2 separate regions of the Mus musculus genome follow, and region 1 is linked to region 2. Evidence: chromatin contacts called from ENCODE Hi-C or POLR2A ChIA-PET data. All regions are on one chromosome and are shown on one strand. The core of a region is the stretch at or near the end of the contact, and the rest is flanking DNA. Distances in the headings are between cores, read along the strand shown.

The links. A loop is a pair of places that touch in the nucleus more often than their neighbours do. ChIA-PET counts read pairs that join two places held with the same protein, here RNA polymerase II (POLR2A).
Region 1: a map of heart shows a loop between it and region 2 (4-fold over the local background). The contact joins the promoter of Stoml3 here to the enhancer-like site in region 2. A Hi-C loop is called at or near these places in 7 of 37 maps with a recorded cell type or tissue (Patski, heart, left cerebral cortex and 1 more). POLR2A ChIA-PET finds 5 or more read pairs at or near these places in 1 of 5 experiments (Patski).

What each region holds. Positions count from the first base shown.
Region 1 is chr3:53,487,309-53,490,864 of GRCm38, forward strand. Stoml3 (stomatin (Epb7.2)-like 3) reads left to right here and starts at 1,399. Exons shown (of 7, transcript NM_153156.2): 1 at 1,399-1,524. The coding sequence starts at 1,485.
Region 2 is chr3:52,256,569-52,260,230 of GRCm38, forward strand. No RefSeq gene overlaps it. Among named protein-coding and RNA genes, the nearest start is that of Foxo1, 9.9 kb to the right of the region's middle. Within about 2 kb of position 1,368, at least 1 of the 3 ENCODE cell types and tissues checked has a DNase peak (open chromatin) inside an H3K27ac peak, as active enhancers do; it is heart, where a contact is called at or near this core.

The DNA of each region.
Region 1 (3,556 bases), core at 149-2,648, 1.2 Mb after region 2:
AAGCAACTCGGCAGGAAAGGGTTAATTTCAGCATACAGCTCACAGGTCACAGGAAGTCAGGGCAGAACTGAGGGTAGGAACTGAGATAAGGTGCGCAGAGGAGCACTGCTTTCTGGCTTGCTTTCAGAGGCTTGCTCAGCCTTCTCTCAAATACAACCAGGCCCGCCTGCCTGCCCTGGAGTAGCACCCACCACAGTGGGCTAGACCCCCGCCCTCTGCCCTCCACAGGGCAATGTGACAGGCATTTTTCTCTTTCTGGTGTTCCCTGTTCCCAGATGACCCTAGCTGTGTCTGATAGGCAAAAATAAATAAACAAGTAAATAGATAAATAAATACGGACTGAGCAGCACAGCCAGGAAGCTGAAGCTCTGCGTCTCACAAAGAGCCTGTCTGTCATCATCCCGTTACTTACTTATTCACTGGACAGACACCAGGTAGCCATCAACTCTGGCCTGTGGTGCTCCAGAGCCTCCTGGTGTGGTAGAGTATAGTCCACCACCCAGCATGCCGTTTCTTTAAAGGAGCATATGATATTGAAAGTTCTACAGTTCATGTAAGCTCTGTCCCAGCCACTCACAGCCACTGTAGTGGGATGGTACAAAAGTTTGGAAAGATGATACAGGAAGGAATGGGCATGGCTGTGCACAGCAGCCGTTTAGTTAAAGCAAAGAGACAGGAGGCTAAACCTGGCTGGTCTAGGAGAAAAGGCAGACAAGAGTCTAGCATTGTGTTTACACTTATCTGTGCAAAGGTCCTGAGGTGAGAGGTTGCACAAAGCTTTGAAGGTAGAAATCAGTGCCTCGTGCCTGAAATCTTAACACTGAGGGCAGGAGTCCAGGAGGTACTGAGGCAGGAGCATTCCTGGGAGTCTAAAGCCAGCTTTAGAATGAGATGCTGTCTGAAGACAAGCAACTAAAAGCTTAGAGGAATTGATACATGGTGGGAGGGGAGGGTCAGATAAGGGAAGGACTGACCCCCGTACTTTCAAACTTTGCGTGGGACACCTATGACATTAGTCTCGACTGTCAATTAGTAGTTGAGTTACCTTAGGGTATGACAAGATTAGAATGGCATTTGAAAGTTTTCTTACTGCGACGTGTTGGATGCATTAGGTTGCATTATTGTAGTATAACACCTGAGGACATATATATCAGATAATGAGTTACACAGGGGGGTAGCAGTGTTGTTTAGAAAGTAACTGATACAGGAACCATATAGCATATAGGAAGCAGCCCCTGGCAGAAGGCTCTCTTCTTTTGCCTTTTTCCCTTTGAACAAAGACAGTGTGATGTCAGGGAAGGTGCTTTGTTTACGTTTCTAGGCTTCTTGCACCAGGGTTACTACTCCTCAGGGTGTACGCCAAGGAGAGGGAACCTCTCTTGCTTTGCCTTCCTCTCCACACACCACTGAGCTGATGCCTGCTGCCAGGCTCGAATCCCGACCCAGGAGCACCTGCAAGATTTGAAAGGCACCTCAAGAATGAGATGGATTCACCGGAGAAACTGGAGAAGAACAATTTAGTGGGTAGGTTCCTTCCTCCTCTCTGAATGCTACCTAGCCACACATTAATCAGAGAAGGACTGGTGCACTAGAGAGCTGGGACATCATCACTGTGTACCCAGTGAAACAAACGCACTTGAACTGGGTATGCCTGTAATACAGTACTCTGAAGGCTGAGTCTGGAGAATTGCTATGAGTACAAGGCTGGCCTGGGCTATGTCACAAGACCCTGTCACAGAGAGAGAGGTTGAGAGAGGGAGAAGGGAGGCTTCAATTCTATTGTTTCACATTCGATATTTCCACTGGTTATATTTGATTTTTGAATGGCGGTCTGTAACTTGTCCCCAGAATTCCAGTTGTGACCAAAGAGGCATGTGTTTATCTTTGCACTTCTGGCCTCACCTTACATAGCCCAGATATGATGGAGGCTGACTTCCCTCCTCTTCAAGTGCGACACTATGATTTAGAGAAAAGTCTGCTTAAGCTACATAATTTCAGATAAATGGAGAGAAGTTGAAAAAAGTAAGACTTAGTCCGTAAGTACCAAGTACTATGCTTAGTTTTAATGACTCAGATGAGTTGGAAATTATACGGTTTTTGTTACCATCTCAGACCTGATAATTATGAGGGAAGTCCCCGCTATCAGTTTACAAGGGTAAAAGCTGGGTCTTGGGGAGCTTAGGGACTTGGGGCCGTGGGTGTGTTTGCTGAGTGTGTTCGTGCATGGGATTTAATCTGTGCTCTGTAACCTTCTGTTGCCAAAACCCTATTTCAAGTTGGAAGCTGAGAAAGAACCTGGTATTGCTAATTCAGAAAAGAAAATAGAAGTTTACCCAAATTGGGAAACAGTCTTTTCTCCGCAAGTAGGCATGTCAGTACTGAGAGGCTGCAAGCATTAGGCATCATTTGAAAACTCCTTGTAGCTCAGGCTACCACTGAGCTTCCTGCCTCCGCCTCCTAAGTGCCGGGATTGCAGGCACGCAAGCACTATGCTCTTCGCTTTCTTTTAGTATTTTTTTAAGAGTCAAGTTCACAGCATTGTTAATGAAAAATTCAACTCTCATCTCAAAAGGAGTAAGAGATGGTTTATTGCTAGGTCTGGCATGGCCTTGGTAGGGACAGAATGACACGGTTCCTGCCACTGGGACAGGGTCAGCAGACATGGGACTCCACCAGTGTCCATGGTGGCTGTGGGCATAAGGCTTTTTTTAAATAATAATTACATATTTTTACATTCCTCCTTCAAGGAACATCCTCCCTCTTATCACTGACTCCGTGGAAGTCAGAGGCAGCCTGAGGCAGGAGGCAAAGGTGTGGCTAATGTCTAAGCAAAATGGTAAACGCTGGGACCTTCAGGACAGCCCTTAAGGCTGCATAAAAGAACTCTAAAAAATGGGTTCAAAGATATATAATTTCTCAAAAAATAAGGATGCAATATGAATTATATGAGGGGCTTCATGAATCTAAAGGAACAAAAGCAGCCGCACCGTGAGCCAGCTTGTCAGAAAGATGCTAAGGAAGGAGACACAGAGATTTAGGGAGCAGTGATCACAGGAGACCCCACCCTGCTAAGGTTTTTTCTTTATGCTTACAAAGGTAGAGAGATTCGTGAGCTCAGGGTCAGCCTGGGACCGAGCCAGGTTAGGCCGCCCCCCCAATGTGGTAGAAATGATAATTTCAGGGTGGGGTCCCATCCAGCTAGCTTGGTGTCTGGTCTCTAAATTCTTTTGCAAAGTTAAAAGAAAATGTGTGCTTGCTGTCTCCTAAGAATTAAGGGTCTGGGGTCCTGAGATGCTGATTCATAGGATAAGCAAAAGGGAACCTGGAGTAAATGACTGGATTGATATGTAAATAAAAGACTGGGCTTATGACTGCAGGAGATGAGCTATCCAGAGAATGTTTTAGAATAGGAAGGGAGAACTCATTGGAAAGCTGTCTCCTGCAGAACAGAGGCTGCCAGCTTCCACCCATGATTTGACTTCGAGTCGTTTGTTTCGCTCCTCCCAGACCCCCCTCCCTCAGAACCCCTCTCCAAGCCAAGGCTGGTCCTTGGCAG
Region 2 (3,662 bases), core at 118-2,617:
GAGGTGAGCCATTTCAGGAACACAGATGTCTCTTCAGCAGGATCCAACTCAAGAAAGGCCTTGGATCTTCTGAGGGTCAAAAGGAGCTTTCTGTGCCACTTGCATGATTTCTGCATCACAACGTGTGTGTGTGTGTGTGTGTGTGTGTGTGTGTGTGTGTATGTGTGGTGTGTGTGTGTGTGTGTGTATGTGTGGTGTGCGTGTGTGTGTGTGTGTGTGTGTGTGTGTGTATGTGTGTATGTGTGGTGTGTGTGTATGTGTGGTGTGTGTGTGTATGTGTGGTGTGTGTATGTGGTGTGTGTGTGTGTGTGTGTGATTTCTTGTGTGCAGTGGCACTTCTGCACGTGGTGGTTGAGGTTGAAATTAGTTGTCCTTCTCAGCTGCTATTCATTTTGTTTCTGGGCACAGTGGTGCCCACTGTTAGTCCCAGCGCTCATGAGACAGAAGCAGGTGGAGCTCTGTAAGTTTGAGGCCAGCCTGGTCCGCCAGTGAACTCTCGGAGAGTGTGGTAGTGTGTATATGCTTGGCTCAGGGAGTCAAACTACTCAGTGTAGCATTATTAGAGTAGGTGTGTCACTGTGGACGTGAGTTTAAGACCCTCGTTCCAGCTGCCTAGAAGCCAGTCTTCCACTAGCAGCCTTCAGACGAAGACGTAGAACTCTCAGCTCTGCCTGTACCATACCTGCCTGGATGCTGCCATGCTCCCACCTTGATGATAATGGACTGAACCTCTGAACCTGTAAGCCAGCCCCAATTAAATGTTGTCATTAATAGAGTTGCCTTAGTCATGGTGTCTGTTCACAGCAGTAAAACCCTAACCAAGACAGAGAGCAAGGGCTTTCTAGAGAGACCCTGACTCCAAAAAATAAAAGTAAATATAATTTTAATGTTATTATTGCAGGGGTGGGGTGTGAGAAGAGGTCAGAGGCCAACTCTCTCCACTGAGTTCTGAGAACTGAACTTGGGTCTTCTTGGTTTAGGAACACAACTTCCAATGGGCAACTCTTTCCAGTCCTGCACATGAAGTTGGGATGCCAAGAGTGAGAGACCCTGGAATCTGGTTCTAGCTTATGATAGATACAGGTTTGCTTGAATAAATGGCCAGCCAAGTTATGTAAATGATTAACCGTGTGATGGACAAGTTTGATTCACAGTGATGTTTATTTGATTGATTGATTGATTGATTGATTGACTGGTGTTTCTGTTTTGTCTTGTCCCCCTCAAAAGGACTGATGGATCGAAATTCTGCTGAGTTTTCCGGATTCTACCAATAGGTGGCACCATCTGCACGCCATTGCTAACTTTTTTTCCCCCCTTGCTTCCCCCTGGCAAGTCAGCTCTGGGCTCCACCGTGGGGAGTCCACCCCAGCCTAAGCTTGTTTAGGGCAAAGTCCCTAGGATCTGCGCTCGCCTTGGGCCGCCCCTGTCCCGTCAGCAGAGTCGAGTCAGAGGAAACACCACACCCTCTGGGTGGGGGAGGTGGGCAGTGATTTAGAGAAAGGGAATCGCCCTTTCCTGATCTCTGTTCCGTTTTCTGCTTCAGATCTGTATAACTGGAAGATCCAGACCACCCCCCACCCCCCCTCCGCTGATAAGTGCCAATCTGTCTCTCACACCCATCGCCCTACATGGGATGTTTGCCAGCAATTCTGATTCTGTTTTCTTTGGCTCGTAGGGAACTTAGTAGGACAGAGGCAAGAAAGGGTTTTTGGCCTCAGCCACCGGTACAGTGGCTAAAAGCTACTGTCTTTTGAAGCAACTTTCTCACCCAAACACCCCGATTGGGACCCCAGCATGCACACAGGTTCTCAGACCCTGGACACTTTTCACCTGTACCTTATAAGTGGAAATCGGGGTGCCCCTCGAAAAACCATTAATTTGTGTACGACTTCTGAAGTTCCTTAAGGGCGGTTCTAAAGCGATGAGAGAGAGAGAGAGAGAGAGAGAGAGAGAGAGAGAGAGAACCCCTTAAAATTGTATACCTCTATTGACCCACTGGCTCCGGAAAATGCTGGGACATTAAATTCAACTTTGTCACTCAATCACCTCCAGACAAAACAAAAACAAACAAACAAACACTCCAAAAAGTTAGAGGGATTTACAGGAGTGCATAGCTCTCCGTGTACAATGCCAAGACACTTAAAAGGCAGAGGCGAAGCCAAGAGTATGCTGGCTGCTGTCCAGTCAGCTCACTCTGAGCTCCCCAGGGCTTGAACTGCTCAGGTCCAAGGAAGAGATCCTAAAAAAACAGAGAAATGGGGCCAGTTAGCAACCAAAAAATAATTTAAAAAAAAAATGCCAGTACAAGGAGCCACAGGCACCAATTACAGACCATAATCTCACACCTATAAGAACAGTTAACCTGAGCCACAGGTATGATACTCACTCCTTCCACGTGGTCCCAAATCACCCTTTTCCTCCTGAGCAGAGATAGTTGTCAAAAATTAGGCGCCACACCTGCCTTTACTCCTCAAAAACCTAGAATTTCTTTTGCACCTGCTACCAACCCAGCTTACCTGCCCCTCTGTCTGAAATGCATTTTCTAGCTCTCCCAGACTCCACACCGGAAACAAATCCAGGTCCAGGGATCCTGCTCCAGGACCTGCAACGACAGTTTCCTAAGGTATGGGCTGGGACAAATCCAACAGGCTTGGCAGCGTACCACCCATACAGCCATGCCCATAAGGGTTCGGCAATATCCCATAAACCAAAAGACTAGACTAAAAATTGCTCCTCATATCCAGAGGCTGTTAGAAGCTGACATCCTCACCCCATGCCAGTTGGCTTAGATTATGCCTTCCTGTATTCCAAATCTGTACACTTTGCTCTGTCCCCTCCTCACAGACATCCAGAGCTGTATAGACAGCCTGGATGCTCTCTTGAGGATGCTCTCTTCCCCATTCCCCCTGTACCAGTGAGCCAGCTCATATTTGCCTTTGAACAGTCTGATCCAGTGCCCAATGAGAATAGCCAGCTAACCTGGACATGACTTAAAATTCCCCTAGACTCTTTGGGGAGACATCATAAAACGACTTAACCGGATTCGGGCTGTCACACCCTGGCTCCTTTCCACTCCAGCGTGTAGATGATCTTCTACAGGTAGCAGCTGCCAACCACCTCCTATTTGAAGTACACAGAGGGCTTGCTGAGCTCTGCCAAATGGAGGTCTCTAGTAGGATATAGGCTATCTGGTAGGATAGTGGTTCACGCACGGGAGGAAACGCTCAATGATACCCCAAGGGAAGCAGCCATCCTCAGGACCCCTATCCCCCAAACCAAGAAGCCGGTAGGAGAATTTCTGGGGATGTGGAACATTACAAGCTGTGGATTGCTGGGTTTGCTGTAACTGCCCCAGCCCATTATTCTGTCATGGAAAGGCAGGAGACTCGCCTTTTAAAAGACAGAAGCAGAGGAACAACCTTTCCAGAAACTAAAGTAGACTCGGACCAGAGCCTCAGTTTTGGCCTTACCAAATGCCATGTCCGCCATGATTTATCAGAAGAGAAGCCTATTAGCTACAGAAACAAACACTGAGATGTTGGGAGGTGGTTTTTGTGCACTGTGTATTCAGATGCTGACCAGATTTGCCAGGATTCCCCAGAGATGGTTCCCTTGGGAGGATGGATAGAGCCGGAGCAGCCAGGACCAAGACTAAGATGTCA